Regions from separate parts of the Homo sapiens genome. Here region 1 is linked to region 2. Evidence: read pairs that join two places in POLR2A ChIA-PET (ENCODE). Cell type or tissue: CD4-positive, alpha-beta T cell. All regions are shown on one strand. Links, peaks and the distances in the headings refer to the core of each region. The heading gives the core; the rest is flanking DNA. Region 1 has its middle 67 kb from the start of AKIRIN2. Region 2 holds the start of LOC107986541 (a long non-coding RNA gene).

The links. ChIA-PET counts read pairs that join two places held together with the same protein. Peaks named below come from ENCODE experiments on the same cell type or tissue, not always from the same donor. Only the 100,000 strongest peaks of a DNase experiment are listed, where the experiment ranks them.
Region 1: POLR2A ChIA-PET joins it to region 2 with 10 read pairs; 2 of 35 experiments call an interaction of 5 or more read pairs at or near these places.

What each region holds. Positions count from the first base shown.
Region 1 is chr6:87,765,151-87,774,075 of GRCh38, forward strand. No RefSeq gene overlaps it. Among named protein-coding and RNA genes, the nearest start is that of AKIRIN2, 67 kb to the left of the region's middle. In CD4-positive, alpha-beta T cell, for the core only: no CTCF peak of the experiment used is centred there; no DNase peak of the experiment used is centred there.
Region 2 is chr6:87,988,750-87,997,674 of GRCh38, forward strand. LOC107986541 (a long non-coding RNA gene) reads left to right here and starts at 4,055. Exons shown (of 4, transcript XR_001743884.1): 1 at 4,055-4,161; 2 at 6,197-6,369; 3 at 6,794-6,979; 4 at 8,402-8,925. In CD4-positive, alpha-beta T cell, for the core only: no CTCF peak of the experiment used is centred there; no DNase peak of the experiment used is centred there.

The sequences.
Region 1 (8,925 bases), core at 1,451-6,450, 220 kb before region 2:
TGTGTCCTTCCTCCCACAAATATTCATCTGTTTATTTGACTAATTATCTGTTGAGCACATACCATTGTGCTAGCTACTGTTGGGCACCAGAAACAGTGGGTCCCAAGACATCAATATCTCTGTGTACATGGACATAGATTTATTATAGTGGGGGAGACAAAGATGGAACAATTAAACATACAATTTAAGGTTTAAATTTGGAAAGTGAGTGCTATGAGAGAGATGATAGAAGGATATAATTTAGATTGGGTTGAGTGGGGAGGCCTCTCTGAAGAATTCATATCTAAGCTGAGGTCTGATGGGTGAGCAGGGGTTAATGACAGGCAAAGCATAGGGAAAGAGTATTCCAGGTTGAGGCTGAGTGTTGAGGTTGAGGTTGAGGTGGCTCACGCCTGTAATTCCAGCACTTTGGGAGGCCAAGGCGGGCAGACCACTTGAAGTCAGGAGTTCTAGACCAGCCTGGCCAACATGGTGAAACTCCATCTCTACTAAAAATACAAAAATTAGCTGGGCATGGTGGTGGGCGCCAGTTGTCCCAGCTACTCAGGAGGCTGAGGCAGGAGAATTGCTTGAACTTAGGAGGCAGAGGTTGCAGTGAGCTGAGATTTTGCCACTACACTCCAGCCTGGGCAACAGAATGAGACTCTGTCACAAAATAAATAAATAAATAAATAAATAAATAAATAAATAAATAATAATTCTAAGTTTTATCTTTATTCCAAAAGAAGCCATTAGAGAGCCATTAAATAGGGAAATGATATAAAGAATTTATGTTTTAGCCTGGGCTGCTGCACGGAGAGAGGATTGGAGAGGTGAACATAGGAAGATTGATTAAGAGGCTCCTAGAGAAGTCCCAGCAAGATAAGACCATGTCCAGAAGGACCAGTGGCAGTAAAGCTGGAAAAGTGACAGTTCATCTGGGTTATACAATATTTTCAAGGTAGAATACAAGACTTGACAATATACTCTAACCTCTGAAAGTGAAACAACTCTTCATAATTATGTGGAATGTAGAGCTACAACTGTACAATTTGTTTTGATGCCAAAGTTTCAACGAAAATGCTGAATTATTTTTAACATTTACAAAGAAAGAAAGCAAATTATATATTTTTTCTTGATGATCCCAGCAAGTTGGTGCATTAGATTATGAGCAGTGAAATCTGATGTTGTGTGCCTCACAATTTTGAAGCTCATGTTCTCTTGGTTGCAGTCATTAATCTCTTGTCTTCTCCAGTTATATTTGTTTATTTAAGACTGCAGGCTGGATTGATTTTACTAGATATGGGTCTCCTTGGTGAGAGGGTCATGAAGGGACAGTGAGGATGTTATGTGAGCTGAAATCATGACATACAAACAGCAAAGAGCAGAGGCTGGGCCCCATCAGGGTTGCTGGATGTTGTATGAATCCATTCGTGTTTTGAGACGAGCATCTCCTTAGAAAAATACTTTCTGGCAAAGTAGTTTACAGGTATTTATTTCCAGATTTGGATAATAAAAACATAATAATACAAATATATAGATGGTCTTAAACTTTATTTTTTTTAATTAAATTAAATTTTTTTTGAGATGGAGTTTCGCTCTTGTCACCCAGGCTGGAGTGCAATGGCACTATCTCGGCTCACTACAACCTCCGCCTCCCCGGTTCGAGCGATTCTCCTGCCCCAGACTCCCAAGTAGCTGGGACTATACGTGTGCACCACCACGCCCAGCTAATTTTTTTTTTTTTTTTTTTTTTTTTTTGCGAGACGGTGTCTCACTCTGTTGCCAGGCTGCAATACAGTGGTGCAATCTCGGCTCACTGCAACCTCCACCTCCCGGGTTCAAGTGATTCTCCTGCCTCAGCCTTCTGAGTAGCTGTGATTAAAGGCACCCACCACCACGCCCGGCTAATTTTTGTATTTTTAGTAGAGATGGGGTTTCACCATGTTGGCTAGGATGGTCTTGATCTCTTGACCTCCTGATCCTCCCACCTCGGCCTCCCAAAGTTCTGGGATTACAGGCGTGAGCCACTGTGCCTGGCCTAATTTTTGTATTTTTAGTAGAGACAGGGATTCATCAAATTGGCCAGGCTGGTCTCGAACTTCTAACCTCAAGTGATCTGCCCGCCTCTGCCTCCCAAAGTGCTGGTATTACAGGCATGAGCCACTGCGCCCAGCCAGACTTTAAAGAGTTTCAAAGAGAATATATAAAAGAGACTTATAAAGAATGCTAACTCATTAAATATGGACAGGGAAGTCTCATGGATGGAATCTGATGTTGAGGCTGTATGTGTTGAGCCTATATTTTTGAGACTAGGACAAAGCAACAAAAATGGAAATACCTTTTGTTCCCCCTTCCAGCCACTTTTCCCCACCCTAGCTAAAATCTAGGAAAACATTTCTAAAGGAGAAGCTGGAGGGCAATCCTATCTTATCATTCTCTTCCCAATGTCTTCCCCCTTCATTCAAAGGGTCTGTGTCTTCAAAAGTAAAACCTTCCGGAAGAGAAGTTCTATGGGAGTCTCTGATCTCAGGATGTGTGATATGTGACAACATTTCACACTTCCCTAATTCAGAGCGTTGGGATGGCAGCAGCGGGGAGCAAGAAGAATTCTAAAAGACTGTGAAAGATGGCCGGGCACGGTGGCTTATGCCTATAATCCCAGCACTTGGAGAGGCCAAGGCAGGCGGATCACGAGGTCGGGAGTTCGAGACCAGCCTGACCAACATGGTGAAACCCCGTCTGTATTAAAAATACAAAAATTAGCTGGGCGTGGTGGTGCGCGCCTGTAATCCCAGCTACTTGGGAGGCTGAGGCAGGAGAATTGCTTGAACGCAGGAGGTGGAGGTTGCAGTGAGCCAAGATCACACTACTGCACTCCACCCTGGGTGACAGAGTGAGACACCATCTCAAAAAGAAAAAGAAGACTGGGAAGAATAAATATCTTTGTCTTGTCCTCTTGAGACTGCAGTCAAAGATCTGGAAATAGGACACCAAGGCAAACATGTATGAGTGGAGAGCAGGGCCCCAAGGAATCTTTAATGTTGCTACAATACAGACAGGACCTGGGTTTGGATGTCTCCTTTCTGAAGGCTCCATGTAGAAATAAAGACAAGAGACCAAAGAAGGAGAAGGAGAGATGAAGCCAAGAAGTAAGCAGCAGCAATTCACAGCTGGGATGTAGTATCGATTTATCTCAGACTCAAAGGATCTGAATGGTTCTAACGACTTAACAAAGGGGGTAAACTAGCCTCTTACTGGATGTCTTTCCTATAGTGCTAACTAGAGTGAGAAATCAAGGTATATGTTGTAATTACCAGTAAATAATAGAGAACTTAGTCCAACCAAGCTTAGAATGTAATTCATTGTTAGTGAACCATTCAGGGGCTCTCTCTCTCTCTCTCTCTCTCTCTCTCTCTCTCTATATATATATATATATATATATATATATATTTTTTTTTTTTTTTTTTTTGAGATGGAGTCTTGCTCTGTCACCCAGGCTGGAGTGCAGTGGCACGATCTCAGCTCACTGCAACCTCCACCTCCCGGGTTCAAGCAATTCTTCTGCCTCAGCCAACTAAGTAGCTGGGATTAGAGGCATGCACCACCACACCCAGCTAATTTTGTATTTTTAGTAGAGACAAGGTTTCTCCATGTTGGTCAGGCTGGTCTCGAACTTCTGACCTCAGGTGATCTGCCTGCCTCAGCCTCCCAAAGTGCTGGGATTACAAGAGTGAGCCACCGTGACTGGCTAATTATTAAAAAAAAATAACACTTTCTTGTTCAGTGTGGTACAATAGATGGAGAAAAGCTAGTCTTTCTAGTTAGAAAATCTTGGTTTCAGTTTATTAGCTTTTTGAACTCGAACAAACTCTTGCTAGAATGCAAGTGCCATGGATTCAGGTTCACTGATGAACCACCACATAGTAGGCACTTATCGGTAAGATCAAGTTAAATGAATGAAGCCATTTATAGTTTCCTGAGCTTTGATTTTTCTCTTATTATTGTTATTATTCTGAGACAGGGTCTTGCTCTCTTGCCCAGGTTGGAGTGCATGGCGTGATCTTGGCTCACTGCAACCTCTGGCTTCCGGGTTCAAGCAATTCACATGCCTCAGCCTCCCGAGTAGCTGAGATTACAGGTGTTTGCTACCATGCCCAGCTAATTTTTGTATTTTTAGTAAAGAAGAGGCTTTGCCATGTTGGCCAGGCTGGTTGTGAACTACCGGCCTCAAGTGATCTGCCCGCCTTGTCCTCCCAAAGTGCTAGAATTATAGGCGTGAGGCACCACTCCTGGCCTGATTTTCTCATATTAAAGAGGGACATGTAATACTTCAAAGGGTTGTCATGAAAATGATAGATAACGTGTTTGTTATAAAATACCTGACCAGGGAAGACAATCTGGTTACACAGAACTTTGGAATAACTTCAGTTGTATTGTTGCCCCCAGGCATGGTTTCTTCTCGTCTCTCTTTCCCTCTTTCAAGTTTTTTTTTTGAGACAGAGTTTTGCTCTTGTTGCCTAGGCTGGAGTGCAATGGCATGATCTCAGCTCACCGCAACCTCTGCGTCCTGGGTTCAAGCAATTCTTCTGCCTCAGTCTCCCGAGTAGCTGGGACTACAGGCTTGCGACACCATGCCCAGCTAATTTTTGTACTTTTAGTATAGACGGGGTTTCACCATGTTGGTCAGGATCATCTCGAGCTCTTGACCTCGTGATCTGCCTGCCTCAGCCTCCCAAAGTGCTGGGATTACAGGAGTGAGCCACCGTGCCCAGCCTCCCTTTAGATAGATTTTAGCTTTACTGAGGAATGCAAGCAATTCATTAGAAACTGCCAGCCAGAAAGCAGACGCATGTGCTGCCATTGGGTGACCTCTTAATGATGTGCTCAAAGAGTATTTACCTATATGATAAATATGGTGCGTTGTTCTTTGGGGACTTTTAGCAGTCTAAACAAATGCTTTTTAACAAACAGGATCCTCCAGCTGTATCCTTTTGTCTCCTTTCTGCCTTTCCCTGTCAGTTTTTGTTTTCTGGCCACCCTAAGCTGCTCTCAGTTCTTGAACAAACCACAGCTTTCTGCATCTCTAGCCTTCACTACCTGGACTTCCCATCACTTTGCCCTGCGCTTTAGGTCTCATTTTAATACCACATCTCAAAGACGCCTTTTTCAGTCTTTCAGGGTAGCTCTGGTCTCTTGTCGTATGATCCCATAATTCTCTGTGGTTCCTCTTTCATGATAGTAATCACACCTATTGCTTCTTCATGACTATCTTCTCCACTACACTCTGAGCTTCATGGTGGCAGAACCTGCCTTGTTCACCATCGCATCCTCAGTGTCTGGCACAAAGTAAACATGCAGAGACATTTTTGTTGAATTCAAAGTGGGCTGGGCAGGGTGGCATGTAATCCCAGCACTTTGGGAGGCTGAGGTGGGATGATCGCTTGAGGCCAGGAGTTCGAGATCAGTATGGGTAATATAGCAAGACGCTGTCTCTATTTAAAAATAATTAGAAAAAGAAAGTGAACAAATTAAACAAATGTCTCAAAAAGATTTCAGCACCAGAAGAGATCTTAAAGGTATAGTGATCATATTTGCTCAAACAAAAGGCAGAAATTATTGCCTGGTAAAGGATTTTGTTTTTGATTTGTAAAATTGCTTACATGGAAATCCTCTTTTTTTTTTTTTAGTTGGAGTCTTGCTGTGTTGCCCAGGCTGGAGTGCATTGGCACAATCGCAGCTCACTGCAACCTCCATCTCCCAGGTGCAAGCGATTCTCCTGCCTCAACCTCCTGAGTAACTGGGACTACAGGCACATGCCAACATGCCCAGCTAATTTTTGTATTTTTAGTAGAGACAGGGTTTCACCATGTTGGTCAGGCTGGTCTCGAACTCCTGACCTCAGGTGATCCACCTGCCTCGGCCTCCCAAAGTGCTGGGACTACAGGCATAAACCACCGCGCCTGGCCAAAAATTATAATAAAACTGGAATTTCAAGAATTTTTGGTTATATATTTAATATATATATTTTATATATATATTTGCTTTTGTTAAAGATATGACAATTATTTGGCATTATGATAATCAAGAAGCATCTGGCATAAATGCTCTTACACTTAAAGTAATCTAGAGTTCAATAAAATAAAAATCTATGTAGTGAGTTAATGTTTTTAAAATATTAACAGGTATTTTTCATTTTGGTAACTCCTAATTTCATGTTACCTCACAGTTCTTGATTCTAGAGCCAGATAGCCTGGGCTCAAATTCTGTCTCCACCACTTAGTTCTTATTGATTTTTCTTTTTTTGAGATGGAGTCTTGCTCCATCGCCCAGGCTGGAGTGCAGTGGCATGATCTTGGCTCACTGCAACCTCTGCCTCCCAGGTTCAAGGGATTCTCCTGCCTCGGCCTCCCAAGTAGCTGGGACTACAGGTGCCCACCACCACGCCTGACTAATTATTATTTTTTTAAATATTTTTAGTAGAAACGGGGTTTCACCATGTTAGCCAGGATGGTCTTGATCTCCTGATCTCGTGATCCACCTGCCTCGGCCTCCCAAAGTGCTGGGATTACAGTCATGAGCCATTGTGTCCGGCCGGTTCTTATTGATCTTAAGGAAGTTTCTTAAACTATGTACGCCACATTTTCACTATTTGTAAACTGGTATAAAGTAGTATCTGTTGGTCAGGCTTGGTGGCTCACGTCTGTAATTCTAGCACCTTGGGAGGCTGAGGTGGGAGGATCACTTGAGCCCAGGAGTTCAAGACCAGCCTGGGCAATATAGTGCAACCTTGTCTCTACGAAAAATTTAAAAATTGGCCAGGTGTGGTGAGCTGTGCCTGTAGTCCCAGCTACTCAAGAGCTGAGGTGGGAGGATCAGTTGAGCTTGGGAGGTCAAGGCTGCAGTGAGTGGTGATCGTGCCACTGCATTCCAGCCTGGGCAACAGAGTGAGACCTTGTCTCAACAACAACAACAACAAAAAAGTATCTATGTAATAGAGTTATTTTGAAGGTGGACTGAGATAATACATGTAAAATTACTAGAATGGTGCTTGGCACTTGGCTGTCAATACATATTATTTTATTATTATTGTTATTATCCTGAGAGCAGTCACACCTGAAAACAAAATAATCATTGCTTAGCTTTGCATTTTAAAATGGTTTTAAAAGTCTGTATTTAAAAACCTATTAAGTCAAAAGTCTGTAACAGGGCAACATCAGAGAAAATGGTGAAGTAAGGGCCTATGAAAATTCTTTCCTCTGTGAAAGCAGCAAGAAAACTAAAAAAGATTGTCAGAATAAATTTTTCTCAAACTCTGAAAATTAATCAAAGGTTTTCAGCTATCCAGGGACATTTATTCAGGTAAATAATAGAGAACCTAGTAGAAGTTTCTGACTAGAAAACAGCTAAATCTCAATTAGAAAAGTGAGCTTTGGGGCATTTTAACCTGGTGTATTCCCATCCTCTACTCTTCAGTCTCATGGCAGCCTGAGAACTAAGAGCTCACAATCACAATGAAAACCAGCAGTGTGGTAGCCATTGGAGTAGGCAGAACAGAGTTGTAGCGCCTTTAATGCCTCACTCAAAGAAAATTGTCATTATCTGATCCATCTGGTGGTTCTCTGGAAGACCTATTTACAAGACTGTCTGTATTTAACCTAACTTGGGGCTGATTCAGTGTCACTGCAAAAGACCTTTTCCCCCTGAGATGGGTTTTTGTTGAAAATATTTAAACGTGATTGTTTAGCTATTTGGCTGCCTGAGGTAATGGATAACAGCTGGGGCAAACAATAGGTTAAACAAAAAGCTTAAAAGGAAAAACTGAGGAGTGAGATGTTTACAGGGATTTTGAAAAGCCCTGGCATATTTCCGGGGAATTTAGAAGGTCATGTGCATGTGTAGGGCTCTGTGCATGCTAAGAGTTTTAGAGCAAGTAGCTAGGCAGACAGGAGCAGGGCAGGAGTGGGCCTCCCACCCCACCAGGAATGTCAGGCAACCATCAGGTGATGGTCAGATAGTTGTTGAACTGTCTGTCTAAAATAATAATTGGTTGCAGCCAGTGCCAGGGAAAGGCTGGCTCCCAATAGACACAAAACACCTGAAACTGGTGATCAGCAGCTTCCTGATAAGATCTCAGGAGCTGGGCGAGTAGGCTCAAGCATGCGCACTAAGGGGCAAAATGATGAAGTTTAGCTGGTATATGACCTTCCTTTAGGAACACTTGACTGGTAAGGGAAAAATGCCTCAAATAAGCATGTGCACAACTTTAGTAAAGACACTGTGCATGTGGCCCCTCCCAAGTGCTGGCAGGCCACTGCACATGCAGACAGCCCACACTAAGGGAAAAATCAAGGGAGAAGAGACGTAAAACCCCAGAAGCATGCCAACATACAACCCCCAAGTCAAAGGTCAAACAGTGCACTTGGATCTCTGAAGTCTCCTGCTTGTCCTCCTTTTTGTTCCTGCTCTAAAATTTTTAAATAAACGTTCACTCTCGCTCCTGCTCTAAAACTTGCCTTGGTCTGCCTTATATCCCTCAGGTGAATTATTTCGTCTGAGGAGGCAAGAATTGAGGTGCTGCAGATTTGTATGGATTTGCTGCTGCTAACAAGAGCTGTGTGTATGCTCGGGAAAGACCTGAGAAAACCTTAAGCTGTCACCTCTGGCTGCCCTTGAGGCCCTACAGAAAGTGAAGCCTAAGGCAAAGTTGTCAACTGCCTGGCTAAATATTGAAGGCAGCCCCAATATGCACACAGAGCCCTTCAGCAAAGACTGGGAGAAGTATCCATTCCAAAAGTGTAAGAAAATCTCTGTCCAATCACTAGAGGAACACTAAGCTAACTGAGCAGAGACTTACCAGCCATACATAAAAAAGAATACAAATTTTATTTTATTTTATTTTTTTGAGACAGAGTCTCACCCTTTCACCCAGGCTGGAGTGCAGTG
Region 2 (8,925 bases), core at 1,666-6,665:
TGTGGGGCCAACAATCATATAAAGAAAAGCTCAACATCACTGATCATTAGAGAAACGCAAATCAAAACCACAGTGAGATACCATCTCACACCAGTCAGAATGGCTATGATTAAAAAGTCAAAAAATAACAGATGCTGGCAAGGTTGTGGAGAAAAAGGAACGCTTATATACTGTTGGTGGGAGTGTAAATTAGTTCAATTATTGTGGAAGACAATGTGACGATTCCTCAAAGACCTAAAGATAGAAATACCATTTGACCCAAGAATCCCATTACTGGGTATATACCCAAAGTAACATAAATCATTCTTTTATAAAGACACGTGCATGTGTATGTTCACTGCAGCACTATTCGCAATAGCAAAGAATGGAATCAACCTAAATGCCCATCAATGGCAGACTGGATAAAGAAAATGTGGTACATATATACCATGGAATACTAGGCATCCATATGAAAAAATGAGATCATGTCCTTTGCAGGGACGTGGATGAAGCTGGAGACCACTATCCTTAGCAAATTAATTCAGGAACAGAAAACCAAATACCGCATGTTCTCATTTGTAAGTAGGAGCTAAATGATGAGAACACATGGACACATAGAGGGGAACAACACACACTGGGGCCTATCAGAGGGTGGAGGCTTGGAGGGACGAGGATCATGAAAAATAACTAATGGGTCCTAGGCTTAATACCTGGGTGATAAAATAATCTGTATAACAAACCCTCATGACACAAGTTTACCAATGTAACAAACCTGCACATGTACACCTGAACTTAAAAGTTAATTTTTTTTCAAAGGGAAAAAAAAGTGGGTAAAGGACCTGAACAGACATTTCTCAAAAGAAGACATACAAATAGGTACATGAAAAAATGCTCAGTATCACTAATCTCAGGGAAATGCACATTAAAATCACAATGAGATATCGCCTTACACATGTTAGAATGGCTGTTATCAAAAAGATGAAAGATAACAAGTATTGGTGGGTCTGCAGAGCAAAGGGAACCCTTATACATTGTTGTTGGGTATGTAATAGTACAGCTATTATGGAAAACAGTATGGAGGTTCCTTACAAAAACCAAAAATAGAACTATATGATCCAGCAATCTCATATTTGAGTGTATATCCAAAGGAAATGAAATCAATATGTTGAAGGGATATCTGCACTCCCATGTTAATTGCGGCATTATTTACAATAGCCAAGATGTGGAATCAACCTAAGTACCCATGAATGGATCCACAGATGAAGAAAATGTGGTATGAATACACAATGAGACATTATTCAGCCTTTCGTAAAGGAAATTCTCTTGTGACAATATGGATGAACTTGGAGGACATTATGCGAAGTGAAATAAGCCAGGCACAGAAAGACAAATGATCTTACTTATATGTGGAAACTTAAAAAAGTCTAACTCCTGGACATAGCGTAGAACGAAGGTCACCAAAGGCTGCAGGGATGGGGGAGAAAATGGGAAGTTGTTAGTCAAAGGGTACAAAGTTTCAGTTAGTAGGAATAAGTTTTGAGATCTATTGCACAGCAGGGAGACTAGAATCAATAATAATGTATTGTATATTTCAAAGTAACTAAGAGTAAATTAAAAAATGACTCACCACAAAAAATGATAAGTGAGGTGATAGATATGTTAATTAGCTGGATTTAGTTATTCCAGTTGGTATACATATATGAAAACATCACATTGTGCCTCACAAATGTATAAAATTATGAATTTTCAATGAAAAATATTCATTTTTAAAAATCAGTGATTGTATTATAGTCATATAAGAGATTATAAACATTTCCTATTAACATTAGGAAAAGCTTGATGAATGGTTTATGGGAACTCTGTACTGATTCTGCAACTTCTCTGTAAGTCTAAAATTATTTCAAAATTGAAAGTTAAAAATATCCTTTTGGCAGCAGTGTGGAGGATGAAGTAGAGAAGTAGGCTGGAGGGGGGTATTGTGGTAATCTGGGGTGAGGAAGGTCTGAAATCAGACCACAGCAGAAGGCCTGGAGGAGAGAAGAGGGTGGATGAGAGAAATTTAGGAGTGAGAGGAGTCAGGATTCAGTGACTGGATGAGGCTGGAGATGGAGCCATTACAGGGACAAGGCTTGCACGAAGTGATAATATTCTTCCTTTAGCAGGAGAAAGAAATTTAACTTTGAACCAGATGTGAGATGAGACCACATGTTAGAGGGTGTTTGAAGAAATTGAATGACTGCCTTCTAGCTGAGTAAGATTTTCAAGTGAAGTGTAACTGTGTCCAATCCTCTACCAAAAGAGAATACACAGCAGGACGGCTGCTTTCAAGACCAGAGGAGGGCCAGGGCTTTTTATGTGAGCACCATGAATTTGTGTATGAAGTAGGAAGAATGTGAGAGGAGTCACTAGACCCTACAGGAACTCACAAATTCTCAGGCGTGTGATGTTTCATGGAACCCTGAATGCTTCTTTGAAAATGATGGAAATCATATAGTAGCCTTAAGAAAGATTCATGAAGCGAGTGTTGTGTTAAACTCTAGTCTCAGAGTGTTAGTTCTAAATTATTCCCAGCCTTGGGTAAAATCCCTTAATGGTTTTTTTTCTTTATCATTTGATCAACTGCAGTGACCTAGAGCTATCAGCTAGATTGAATTAGAGGGTTACCCTTCCTCAAGGAAGGCAGGTGGAAATACACCGTACAAAGCCATTTCTCAGGGATAATTTATTTTCTCCTTTAATTCACAGCTGGCTATTTGATGGTAAGCTAATTGGCTGAATGTGAAATATTTAGATGTTTTGTTTCATATGATATCCCAAATTGGTTTATTTTACAGGCTGAATTTACTGAATTAATCAATTATGTGACTGTCATCCAATTATTTTCCTGTCAACCATTCCAAAAGTGTGAACATTTCCAATAATGCTAAGAATTACTTCGAAAAGTTTGATGTAGTTTGTCTTTTAAAGGGTGTTTCAGAGGAGATAAGTATCCAAATATATATTAAAAATGTAAATCTTGTATTTCACGTTGTATTATTGGGTGCATTTTTCTAATGATTTAAGAGATTAGATGAAAACTACTTCGGAAGCTATTGTTTCCCAAATCTTAGGCTTGGTAATAAGAGAAGAGGGAAACACAGCCAATTAAGAATGGTTTCTAGCCAGGCACTGTGTGTCATGCCTGAAATCCCGGCACTTTGGGAGGCCGAGGCGGGTGGATCACCAGGTCAGGAGTTCAAGACCAGCCTGACCAAGATGGTGAAACCCTGTCTCCACTAAAAATACAAAAATTAGCTGGGTGCGGTGGCAGGTGCCTATAATCTCAGGTACTTGGGAGGCTGAAGCAGGAGAATTGCTTCAACCCAGGGGGCAGAGGTTGCAGTGAGCTGAGATCACACCACTGTACTCCAGCCTGGTGGACAGAATGAGACTCTGTCTCACAAAAAAAAAAAAAAAAAAGAATGCTTTCTGTGTGCATAAGACTGTAGATGTCATGAAGAGAGTAAGATAAAAGAGAAGAAAGAAAAAAATCAAAATGAAAAAAAGCATTGTCCTGGCCTTCCAGGAATTATAATAAAATGAAAGCATAGTTGGCTATCTTATCTGTCTATAGAAAAAGAAAAATAGAACCGTGATTTCAGGATCAAAAGAAGTACAAATTGAACATTTTGAAAGTATGCATTTAAATGCTAAATAGGGGCTGGGCGCGGTGGCTCACACCTGTAATCCCAGCACTTTGTGAGGCCGAGGTGGGCAGATCACTTGAGGACAGGAATTCGAGACCATCCTGGCCAATATAGTGGAACCCTGTCTCTACTAAAAATAATAATAATAAAATAAAAAATAAAAATTAGACAGGAGTGGTGGCAGGCACTTGTAATCCCAGCTACTCAGGAGGCTGTGGCAGGAGAATCGCATGAACCCGGGAGGTGAAGGTTGCAGTGAGTCAAGATCGCGCCACTGCACTCCAGCCTGGGCGACAGAGGGAGGCTCCATCTTAAAAAAAAAAAGTGCTAATGAGGAACATATTTATAAACACCCACAATAATAATGCCTTTTTGTTTTCTAAGGTGCAAAGAAGATGATAAAATATAATCACGAAAAGTCAGATGAAAACACAAGCCTCCAGGAAAGTTGCAGCCAACCAATTTCACAATCTTGTTCCAGGAGTGCCTGACCCAGGTAATAACTTTGATTCACAACTCAGACATTAGAAAAAGCAGCTATGGAAATTAATCTAATGGACAACATAGTTGTTTGAATTTTTACATCGGAAATGTCTGAATCTCCATCTTCCTAAGGGAGACACTTCGGAGGCAGTCATACTGACAGTTGTAGTACTGAAACCTGTGTTGTCCTGTCACTAAACTGTAAAATGCAAGATGTTTGGAAGACTAACACATAAACTGGCCCAAACTGGTCAGGATGATTGTTTTCCTATCTTTTCTCACCATGTTGTAGTCTATCAAAAAGAGCTGTAGTCTGCTTCTGGATAGAAAAAAAGAAGTTTTTTTGACAGGCCATCACAAAACAGCTATTTTAAAATGAGCAGTAGATTTTAATCTTAGTAGACTAAGGGTGGCTTTTGTCACACACTTTTGACTACCTAAATTGAAGGCTTTCAAAAGGAAAACATTCAAAAGAACCCCCAGTGAGTCAGCAAAGACTTTGAAAAGATTGTGTATATTTTCTAAAGCATATTTTTAAAAAAATCATGTACAGGGGGAAAGTGTAGAACATGTACCCACAAGAGCTAAATTTAAAAAGTGTGCGTACAGTGAACACATGCGTAGCATATGGATGCGGCTGACGGAAGAGGGCCTGGCCTCCATTCAAGACACCACTCACAGCAGATGCACCGTCATAAATTTGAGCTACACAGCCACATCCTTGCTGGTCAGGTTCCAGTCAGTTGTCTTTGAATCCAGTATGGTTAATGTACCCTCAAACTCCAGTTTTCATTTTGGTAGGAGGGAAGAGAAATTCCTATGTGCAAAAGCCAAATTGCACACATCCCAGACTGATAAATAGTCATTCATTCTTTACCTCTTGCGAGACATTGGCAAGTAAAATCCCTGGCAACTTTTCATTTCAGCTTTTTAGCCTAACAGATTTTGCCCATTGTCTGTCATCTGATTCCAACATGCATCAAGGATGGACAGTCAGACTTGATAGGATTACCACGTTTTCTAGTATTAAATAATATTTCTCAAACAAATTAAAAGGCTCTGAATGTAACAAGTAGTAAGAAAACCCTTACTACTTTTCCTTTTGTGTTCTCTCGACGCCCCAAAAAAGTACTACATTCATTTATTTGCTGGTGAGGTTCTTGGTTGTTCACTTAAAATGGTGACACAGGTGCTAAAACATTTTTAACATATTTGTGAACTATGTAAGTATCTTACAATTCAAATCAAATCTTTGAATTATCTCTATATGGACCTAAAGATGAAGTAGTTTATTACTGTTCTCTGCAGATTCATGCAATAACTGAGGACTTTGATGATGAAAGGTGCAGTGTTCAGCCAGACCAGCAACGGGTGAAACGTACCGTCTCCACAAATCAAATAGATGGTCGTCTTTGGTCCTCACTGGATGGGTAGAGCAGATGTTGGTAGGGAGGGGCCTGCTTTGCACAATCCTTTGGACAAATAATTTGATAACTTTGGCAGAATTGAATCTACTAATTTGATTCTTAGAATTCTAGGTGGTGGAACAGTACCAGATGCCTCACAAAATATTAGCATCCATGTTTAACTGCTCCTCATCACATCCTCTTCACTCCTCTTTGGGGAGCTTCATTTTAAATTAGATGCAGCTGCGGAGTGAAAGATTTCTTTCATGTTCCTATTTAGTATGAAAACAATAGCAAAAATAAACATTCAATTTCCTAACTTTTCGGAATTCTTCCTTTGGCTTTGACATTTTTTTTTTTTTAATGGGAGAGGGACGGTTTGATCAGGGTGCTGTTTTAGAGACCATCTAACAGAAATTCCATGGAGAACTATTTGTTTTTCACATTCTTCCAGCAAAATTCACTAAATGTGCCTGAGGTGCTCATTTCAAAAATTGCATATAAGCAGGTTATTTTCTCTAATTCTGACAAGTTTCAATCACATATTTATTTCATTTGATTCATTTTAGTGAAGTGGACATTAATCCTACTTTGTTTAATTTCATTGCTCAAGGAATTAATGTGTCATTTGTTGGTTACTAGGTTTCAAAAGAGAAGGGAAAAGAAACACTTGGGAAAAATGGAAGTTTCATCTCTGGCCTGCATTACAGCTTCTGGCATATTTTTAGATGCCAATAAGTAATGTCAAAGAAACAGCTGTTAAAATGATCCTGCTTAACAGCCATAAAGGAATGAAGATTTCCACAGAGAGCTTTGTGAGTATACCTGGCATGTGTATCATTGTTTGACTTATTTCCACTTGATAATCAGGGAAGTTTAATTCTCCTTTCTCTCTTTCTCATTCTCCTCTTGCCATGAGTTTTCTTTTCTTTTGTCATAGCCTTGCAAGTTGCAAAGAATTGCTGTTTTTCAGCTCCCTACAGTGAAATAATGGGAAACAGGAAGTCTACTCTCTTTGTGTCATTTGGGATAACTCATTCTGGAGTTTGTTTCTTGAGTTACATTTGCCTATAGATACAAAGTGATCTAAAGGGCAAACCAGAAAGGGAAAGCCTAGAATAGCCTCTTTGTCTGGGGCCTTTCAAATCTCTGCAGTCATTAATACTTTATCGACTACCTGTGGAATAAGAAATGTCTGGGTTGGCTGCTTCTAGCAAAAAAAGTTTATTTTCCCTTCAGATCAGTCTCCGTGGAGCTGCCATTTCCTGCTGACTGCGAGACAAGATGGAGTGCCAGATTGTCATTTAGTTTAACTCCATGGAAATGAGGCAAGGGAATCTGACCATGATTAAACCTTTGCATCCAGCAAAAGAACACAGGGCAATCAAGGAAACCTTCTGCTGGCCCTCGGGGGACAGACTGTTGGTAAGTTTGCAAGACGTGTTAGGCTGGCAGACGGGGAGTCCCCAGGAACACAGAGGTGACAAAAACTCTTGGCATTCATTTATTCAGACCTTTCATTATGCCAGAATCGAAGCACTTCCTTTAAGGAGGCTGCCCTAAAGATATGGCTAGCTTTTATGACCAAGAAAAGGTAAACAGAAAAACAGACCCATCAGAGGAATGACCAACCACAATGCTCAGGAGAGGTCTAGCACAACTCAACCATTCCAGCTGTTTTCCTGACTTCTGTGTGTGTACATACATGTACACACACACACACACACACACACACACCCCTTTGTCAACCTCAGTTTTGCAAGTCTCTTGTTCAATTGCTTGTATAGGACTTAGAGGAAAGAGAAATGAGCATCAAAATAAACTTCTTTCTTTCTCTTTCTCTCCAGTTCTTAATTCTTAAATTCCCTAGTTTAAATGAAACAATTTTAAAAGACAAATTTACTTAGAGCAATAATAGCCACTTTAAAAAATTTGTAAAGTATCTTTTAAAATTCATTATAAAAGCATATTTTGTGTGTCAATTTTGCAGATAGATTTAAAAAATTTCTGGGTTCCCCAAAACATTTTTGTTTGTCTTCTCACATTTGCTTGTAATATGTGTAACAGCAATGTGGACCTAGCCATTACGTGCATCTAGACCTAAAAGTGTATAATGTGGTTCAGGTTTTGTGGGTTGAAATTTAAATTTCCATAAATTATCTTGCTCACAGTCCAATTTCTGTTAAGCACCAATTTAATTTCTTGCAGGTCTCAGGCTTGTGGCTTCATGCTAATTTGTCAGGCTGCTGGTGTTGTATTGATTAAGTAGTTATATTCTTAAGGACTTTTCAACTAGTAGCAAATTTATATTTATTAGTTAGCTGGACAGAATAGGAATACTCAGCATGTTGCCCAAGTTTCAGTTTAGCACTTAATTTTGCAAACTGTTTTACACTGCTATTTTTGCAAATTATTTCCCACAACAGTCCTGTGAGATAGGCTAACGATGTTGTCCAGAAGCTGTCTAGGTTTTAGAAACGGTACATGATGTGTCCTGAGACAGCAGCAGAGCCAAGATTAGAATTCACAGTTCCTGGGGCTCAGGCAGCCACGCCTTGCCACCCATTCAATATGTCCACCCCCTTCTTTTAATTATATTAAGTTTCAGTGCCACTGCAGAGTAACAGATTAAGATAAAATAACACCGTTCAAATGGAAATGGAGTCCATATCCGCAAAGGCAGAGCCTGGCATTCAGTGTCCTGAGTGGTGCCTCTTGAGGGGCTGAATGCTCCCTTTCCTCTGCAGTCCCCTAGAGAAATGGCTCCCTGACAAGCTCTTTCTAGCCCTCTTCTGAGTCAGGATGTTTGAACTGAAAAATTATTTAGTTCAACTCCTTGTTTTGCAGATACGGAAAGCCAGGTCCGGAGAGATTGAGTTTTGCCCAAAGCCTCAATGCAAAATTGGGTCAGTGTCATGGGAAGAACCCAAATCTCCAGATGCTGCCTTCAGCACTCTGTTCCCTGAACTACCCTGTTTCTCAAGACTGGCTCCTGAACCACTTTCCATGGAGTTAGAAAGTGAATGGAGGTATCAGTCATTGTCCATACAGCATGAATTTGGAGGGTTTTCTAATTTAAAGGAAGCCTAGGGCTTCACATAGCTTGTAGACAGAAGATGAGATTAAAGTAAAAGAACTGATAAGTAATATTTTCTATTTCGTCAAGTAATGTTACCAGCTGTGTAATGAGAGCTATGTCTACAAAATCCAGAACGAATTGGAGACTTCAAATTGTTACTGCAGATAGCTAAATCAAACTAATTATCCGGGCCTCAAATAGAACTTTGTGGTCTGAATGAGATGGAGAATAATTTGTACTGTAAGTAAATTCCGTTTCTTCATTGTGAAAAACACACATTCACCTGTCCAAA